Regions from separate parts of the Homo sapiens genome. Here region 1 is linked to region 2. The links are chromatin contacts, found by Hi-C in ENCODE. All regions are on one chromosome and are shown on one strand. Each heading gives the region's core, a stretch centred on a gene start or an enhancer-like site at or near the end of the contact. The rest is flanking DNA. Distances are from core to core; before and after follow the strand shown.

Region 1 (3,310 bases), core at 499-2,998, 49 kb before region 2:
AAAGAGTGATTTCTGAATATGAGCAGATAACAGACACCTGACCACATAAAGGGGGAAACAGACTTTTAGGCAGACGTTGAGTTGCGACGTTGGGGAATGATGACTGATTAGTGAACCACAGAGTGGGACATGCTTGGCTCCTCAACTGAAGCAAAGAGGAGCCGTGAGGCTGGAAGGTGAACCAAAGAAGGCGGGAGGCATGAAGTGTCAGGATCTATGAACATCTGGGGATGCTTAATAGAGAGGAAATGTAGACCTCCCACACGGTAGCACTTTTATGAGCTCTGATTATACACTAGGGTACAGAAAAAAATAACAGAAACTAGCACACTGGTAAATAAGAAATCTTCTTGATCTGTAAAACATGCTGCTTTCTCAAATCTTTCCCCTTCACACAACATATTTCAGAGGCAAATGATGCTGAGTGTATCAATGTGACAGGAAGGAAGCTAAGTGGGTATCTAGACATTGACATCTCCTGAAGGGCCAAGGCAGATGGCAATGCCCCAGCCAGCTTAGTGTCCTGAGGCACTAAGGGGAGTGATGGCCCCAATGTTCCTTTGGGAAATCTGCAAAAATGTAATTCTGATCTTTCAGTCTCAGAACCAGCACATGAGTTGGGAGGGCAGGGTGGGAATGGAGGGTGAAAGATGAGGGGGAGAGGGAGCAGGGCCTCAGCTTACTCATCCACTCACTCTTCATTCATTCATTCATTCATTCAGTACAATGTGAAGGTGTGTATTCTGGAGTCAGGCACAACTTCATTAAGATCTAAGGCCTACAGCTTGAGAGCTCTATGAACTTGGGCAAGTTACTTAGTCTGTTTAGACCTCAGTTTCCTCCTGTGATAAAAGGAAGTCCCTGACTCATAGAAGTATAATGAGGACTAAAATTCACCGCCTAGTAACATAATAACACCACTGGGTCTGGCAGGTAATGGGTGACCAACCAACATATGCTACAATTGTTGCTGTGTCTTTCAATAACCAGGTGACCAGCTCTGTGCTAGTTGCTCAGTGCATGAAGACGGTGGACTTGGAGACACAATTTTACCCTCCACTTGTGGAATGACACCTTGCCAAACTTTTTTTCCAGGCCTATATTTTTCTTCCCTTCTATTTTTCTTCCCACTTTCCCATATACAGAAAAGTTCATGAATGAAACAGAGAAAAGAAGACCTATGGTCAGAGAAGAGATGAGAAAATAGAAAACTTCTAGCATTCTATTTGTACCTGGCACACAGTAGGCACTTGATGATTGAATAAATAATGTGCTCCCAGGGACCAAATTTTCAGGAGAATGAACACTTTTACCTAATTTTCTTGGTGTTTTCATTAAAATGAAGTCACTCATTTGGAATTCAGGGGTTGTAGACTGATGGCTAATGGATCAGTTCTGGCCTAGCAACATGTTTTGTTTGATCTGCAAAGTATTTTAAAAATGGGAAAATGTCACATAAAAACCCATGTTTCTGGCTTCTACTGGAAAATGAGAAAATCTGGCAACCCTGGGCCTGCATTCCCCCACAGGAATGGTCAGAGGGATTGAGGGAAAGGCTGCCCGCATTCCATGGGACTTTCCCTCCCTATGGCCTTGGGCACCACTGCCCTCTAGTGTATTACAGCCTCCTGTGGCTAGGGCACTTCCTCCTGCGTATGTATTCCAAGCAAGGCAGTTTCACTGGGTTGTTTTGGTCATCTTGTGAGGGATCGCAGGTGAGGAATGTGGAGCAGGGAGGCCTCCTGGCACAGCCCTTTCTCAGCCCCACACTCACTCCCAGCCCTGTGCTCCTTCCCGGGGGCCTCTCTGCTTGGGCTTTGAGCCTGGATGACTGACTGAGATTTCACTTTCCATCCAGATATGTTGGCCCCATGTCAACACCGCTGACACCACCCTTCCTTTATGATTACTCCCCTTCTGGGCAACAAGAAAATGATTGAATGACAATTATTGTGGCATCTGATACAGGGGTAATTTCCCTCTGGTTAGCAAACCACATGATGGAACATAACTGCAGATTCTTCGCATACCTTCACCATGACTGAGAGTGATCCCACAGCCACGGCTTTACTGATTCTGAGATCAGAGCATTCAAAGCGAAGACAGAGGGTGCATCACCCTCCCGTAGTGCTGTGGCCTTCAAGCTTGCCCTGTCTTTTTGTTATCAATGATCAGTAGTACACTTTTATTTATTTTTTTCTTAAATGAACTCCAAAGAGACCTGATGAAACTAGAGCTTACCTTGGTCCTATATCCTCGGATCCCAGGAGGCCCAGAGAGCCCAGAGAGCCCAGATGGAAAAACAGTTGCCTCGTCTCTTTTACAAAAGGGGGCCTGAAGAGGGAACGAGACTTCTCCAGGCTCACGGAGGGAGTGAGGGGCACGGGGCACTCAGAGCGGTCTCATTCCAGGTCTGACGCCTTTCGCCTGTGCCTGCTGTCCTGAGTGATAGTCCCAGAGTAGCACCAACAGCCGGACCTCTGGCCTGTGGCTCCTGTGGAGCAGATACAGGCTTCACTTTGCAACATTTGAGCCAGGTCCCTGTTTGGCTGAGTGACAGCACTTTGGCAACCATCACTCTGAATTTCTGGTTTCTGGGTCTGTCAAGCCTGCTTTCTGCTGTCTCCACGGGGCAAGCAGCCTCCTCAATGGCTCCCGGGGATCCTGCCGCCTTTGCATTCCCCTCCAACACTGTCCCAGGGTTGGTCTGTGTCCTCACACGGCAGAGAGAGGAAACAAGCTCTCTTGGGGAGATATTACTTCCACTCAAGCGGGCTGTGCCCTCATGACTTCATCTTATCCTAATCACCTCCCAGAGACCCTGCCTCCTGCTATCGTCACATTAAGGGGCAGGGTTTCAAAATGTGAATTTGGGGGGACACAAGCATTCAGACCATAACAGGCATCCTTAGGAAAAATTCGAAATACAAGCAAAAATTTAAATGTTTGTCTTCCTACAGCTAAAATATGATTCTGAGGACATTAAGGGAAAGTTGGAATTAATCTGTGTTGTTTACAAACATCAGAATTAACCAAACCATTGTGTGTATAAAATACCTGCCTCCCACCACACATACACATAACGTTTATCAGGGGTTTTTTTTTTTTTTTCCTTTTTAAAGAGCTGCATATGGAACCAAAGATAATTTGTTAAAATTGAGATACAATTCATATATCAGAAAATCACCATTTTATTTTATTTTAATTAATTTATTTTTGAGACAGAGTTTTGCCCTTGTTGCCCAGGCTGGAGTGCAATGGCACGATCTTGGCTCACTGCAACCTCTGCCTCCTGTGTTCAAGCAATTCT
Region 2 (3,717 bases), core at 837-3,336:
GCACTACTGAGGCTGCCCATTAAAGAACTTGGGGAAAGTAGAGGGATGGATAGGTGGGGGTGTGAATGAAGATGGGGCTGTAAGAGTATGCAGGGGCCAAATCATAAAGACCTTTGTGTTTTTTTCCTAGAGAAAGTTTCAGTTCTTATAAATAGCTTGCAAGCATAAAATGTATATAGTAATTATATTAACCCAAGGATAAAGAAAAGGAAACATGAGATGAGTCCCTAAAAACTCCATTTCTCAGAAATGTAATCAGAATAGCTGTAGGTTAAGGCCTAATGTAAGAAATAACTTATTTTTCCATCAAAGCACAACTGAAAATAACCAAGAATAATATGATGTTGGCTTCACATTTTTCCATTTGTATTGAGCAAGGATATTTTGGGGCATCTTATGGAAAATATAACTTCAAGGGTTAAGAGAGCATTCATCAGGCATCTCAGCAAATTGTGAGCCAACATATGAGGAATCTGTGCATGTGCAAGGCTAAGTCCCCAGCACACAGTCCTGGCTGAGTGACCCAGAGGAAGGAAAGGCCATACTGTACAGTCTTGGGGTTCAGACTGTCCAGGCATGTTCAGAGAGTGAGCACTGAGGGGTGAGGGAGGAAAAAGGGATCTCTGCTTTTGAGGGGCTGAGGCAGAATCTTAGAGGATGGAACACATGGAAAGAAGATGCTGAGGTCCTGGAGCCCAAGGACAAGGAGGCTTCAGCAGAGTGAGGCTGCTCCTGAGAACAGCAAGGCTGTGTGCTCTCACACCGACCTCCAGCTGGCCACCCACTCCTGTCTCTGCCCACTCCCCCAGGGAATTTACCAGAGCCTGGAGGAGTGACCATGAGGAGGTCGTGCTTTATGGCCTAGTAATGGAGGGTAACCAGGTTGGGCAGGGGTCTGTTCACAAGTATAGCCCAGCAGTGGTGGTCAGAGACATGCCAGCAATGACACGGGAGACCAAGGATGGTCAAGCTAAGCAGTACAGAGGCCTGCGGTGCCCCAGGTGCTGACACACTGGTCCAGAAGGGGCAGTGGACATCACTGCCTATGAAAACCTGGGTTGAAAGTGGTACATTTTCCCCACCAGGGACACAGCTGCTTTGCGTTTAGGACCCTTACAGAGCTTGCCCTATATGTCTCTCCCTTTGGCCGGCTCTGATTTGTATTCTTTTCCTACAATAAAAGTGTAACTGTAAGTAGAACTCCTGAGTTCAGTGAGTTGTTCTAGCAAATTATCAGACCTGAGAGTGTAGTGGGAACCCCTTAATTTGAAACCAGCTGGTCAGAAGAGAGGGTGGTCTGGGGACCCCAGAGCCTGTGACTGGTGGACTGAGGAAGACCACTTCCTAGACCAGTATTGCTGCCAGCAATCTAGACCAGCACAGTGGCCTAACCTAATGTCCCTCACCAAGGTGGAAATGTTTGGCTGTAAGTGGAGAGAAGGAGTAGATGGGGGTAAAGAAATAAATAAACAGGTTATATAATGAGGGAAATCTAATATTACATTAATATATTGAGAAGACTGGAGCAAAAGGTGGTACTGTCTCAGGTTAGTTATTCCAGGTGCCTGAAAGGGTGAAGCCATGTACTGTGGAGACCACTCCTTTTTTTTGGAGCCTGATGAGGCTGAATGGAAGCCTGCAAACCTGAGTGGCCTTGTTCTGGGAGACATTTGGGTCATATGATATGATGATAGACTGGACTAATTATTAATGACTGAATGAAACTCTAGTAATGTGCTCATATCTAGACTCTTATTTTTCAGGTGACACCTACCATACTGCAATATGGTAGAACACCGGCATTGTTATGAAGATTCTGTTGGCTGATATTAATGGTCAAACGTATTGGGAAATCGAGTTAGGTATCCTATCCCTCCACCACACTGGCTCCTGCAAATCTTAGGCATATATAAGAACCATGTCCAAAGGCTAGGAGTGCCCTGTATAGAGCAGAATTAACTTTACCAGCCTCTGTCCAGTTCCTGGGAGGTAACTAAACCCTCGGAATTTCCTGGGTGATTGGAGTGTCTGCCCATCCCCTTGAGTCTGAGTCACTTGTTATGCTTCAGTGACTGGAATTTATCTTTATCTGGATCTAGACGTTTTTTTGAGTGGGGGCAGTGCTGAAGGTGAAACTCTTTTTATTTCAAACCAACAGGCCTATTGACTGATTAGGAGAGGAAGGAGTTGATGATTTGTTTTGGGTAGAAACAGGCACAGTGGATGTGCTCCTGTGGGTGGGTGGGTGCATGGGGTCAGAGGGCCTGGGAGAGGGTTGGCTGGGGGAGGGGGAAAGGGAGAGGGCCAGCACCACAGTCTTTGTCATGTAAGAGCCAGCATCACTGGCCCTCTATGGAGGGCAGGCTTCTCTCTACATTGTTCTAGGCACTGGATTTAGGGCATACCAGGGCCCCAAAGACTCAGGGCCCTATGGACATAACCAGACATCAAATCAAGGTTGAAGATGGTCAGAGCCCTTCCTCTTAGGGGTCTTCACCTCTTACTGAGGCCCAGGTGAGTTAAGGCCAAGAAGAAAGCAGAAAGGCAGAGGGTCTGTGAGATGGGTTCAAGCAAGAAGGGAGGGCAGAACTGGCGGCAGGGCCTCCAGGCTGTTCTGTGTCCCAGCTGGTTGAGGCCATCTCTCCAGTCCTGAAGCAGCACTGCCAAAACTAGTCCCATGAACTTGACATCTGTGGGTCTCAGTTTCTGAGTTTATACAAGGAGCAAGGTTGGTCTGTTTTGGCTCTAAGATTGTCCGATTTGATCTCATACAACTCTAGACACTCTGCCTTAAAAGTGGGGACCAGACTGAGCAGGTTGGGGCACAGGAGAACTTCCAATAAGCTGGAGGCGGGCTGGGGTGTCCTGTGGGCTTGTGGCCTCTGGACAGAGCCAGGAGCATCAGACTGGGCTGGGAACTAGGGGAACCCAATAACACATCTCCTGTGGGCTGAAGGCCCTTTGGTTTCTGGGCACCTGGGGAGAGGGGAGCTTATGGCTACTGATCTTAAAACCTCCAGAGAAACCACAGGGTAATTGAAGAAGCATGGGACATGTTTTGTAAGGAAGGAATAAAAGAATTTGAGAAGTTTTTAATCTCTGGAAAGAAAGAGACTTAGGGAGGACCTCAATGGGGTCTTTAAGCCCTGAAAGTGTAGAAACTGCTCCTCATCTGTCCCAGGGCAAAAATGAAAGGAAGTGGGCTAGCTTTGCTACTGGGGGCATTTGGGTCACCCATAGGAAGAGCTTAGATGCAAGGAAGAGGCAGTCGAGGAGAACTGATTGTGGGAGGTGAGGGTGTGGAAATAATTCTCAGAGAGCAGCACCTCTCTAATAATGACAATAATAGCAGCCATCACCGACTGCATCCAGGTCTGTCTTGTGCTATGCTGCTGAATTATATGCTACTCTCTTGGTCCATGAGCACCTACTAAGCTCCAGGAACTGTGCTAGACGCTGGGGCTATAATGATGAGCAAAACAGATCTATTTCCACAGTGCCCTGGGTGGGGTGGGGTAGGAGCTCAGCCTAATGGGTGAGTCAGAAATAAATTATGCATGTAAATGTGTGCGAGAATGTACAAACGCCATGAGAATGTGAAACAGGCGCATCTGATAGGCTTTGGGATGTTAGGAATACTCATTTGCTATATATTTGGTTTTCTTATTCCTGTTTCACTGAGGAGGAAATTGGGGCTCAGAGAGGTTAAGTCATTTG

What was found. A loop is a pair of places that touch in the nucleus more often than their neighbours do. Pooled maps may share reads with other maps.
Region 1: a loop to region 2 is called in a map of PC-9, with 8 times the contacts of the local background. The contact joins two enhancer-like sites. A Hi-C loop is called at or near these places in 4 of 168 maps with a recorded cell type or tissue (PC-3, PC-9, esophagus muscularis mucosa and 1 more) and 4 of 50 pooled maps.

Annotation. Positions count from the first base shown.
Region 1 is chr1:115,544,634-115,547,943 of GRCh38, reverse strand. No RefSeq gene overlaps it. Among named protein-coding and RNA genes, the nearest start is that of VANGL1, 96 kb to the left of the region's middle. RefSeq lists an enhancer at 1,251-2,138. Within about 2 kb of position 1,748, at least 16 of the 41 ENCODE cell types and tissues checked have a DNase peak (open chromatin) inside an H3K27ac peak, as active enhancers do; they include PC-3 and PC-9, where a contact is called at or near this core.
Region 2 is chr1:115,495,645-115,499,361 of GRCh38, reverse strand. No RefSeq gene overlaps it. Among named protein-coding and RNA genes, the nearest start is that of VANGL1, 140 kb to the left of the region's middle. Within about 2 kb of position 2,086, at least 3 of the 41 ENCODE cell types and tissues checked have a DNase peak (open chromatin) inside an H3K27ac peak, as active enhancers do; they include PC-3 and PC-9, where a contact is called at or near this core.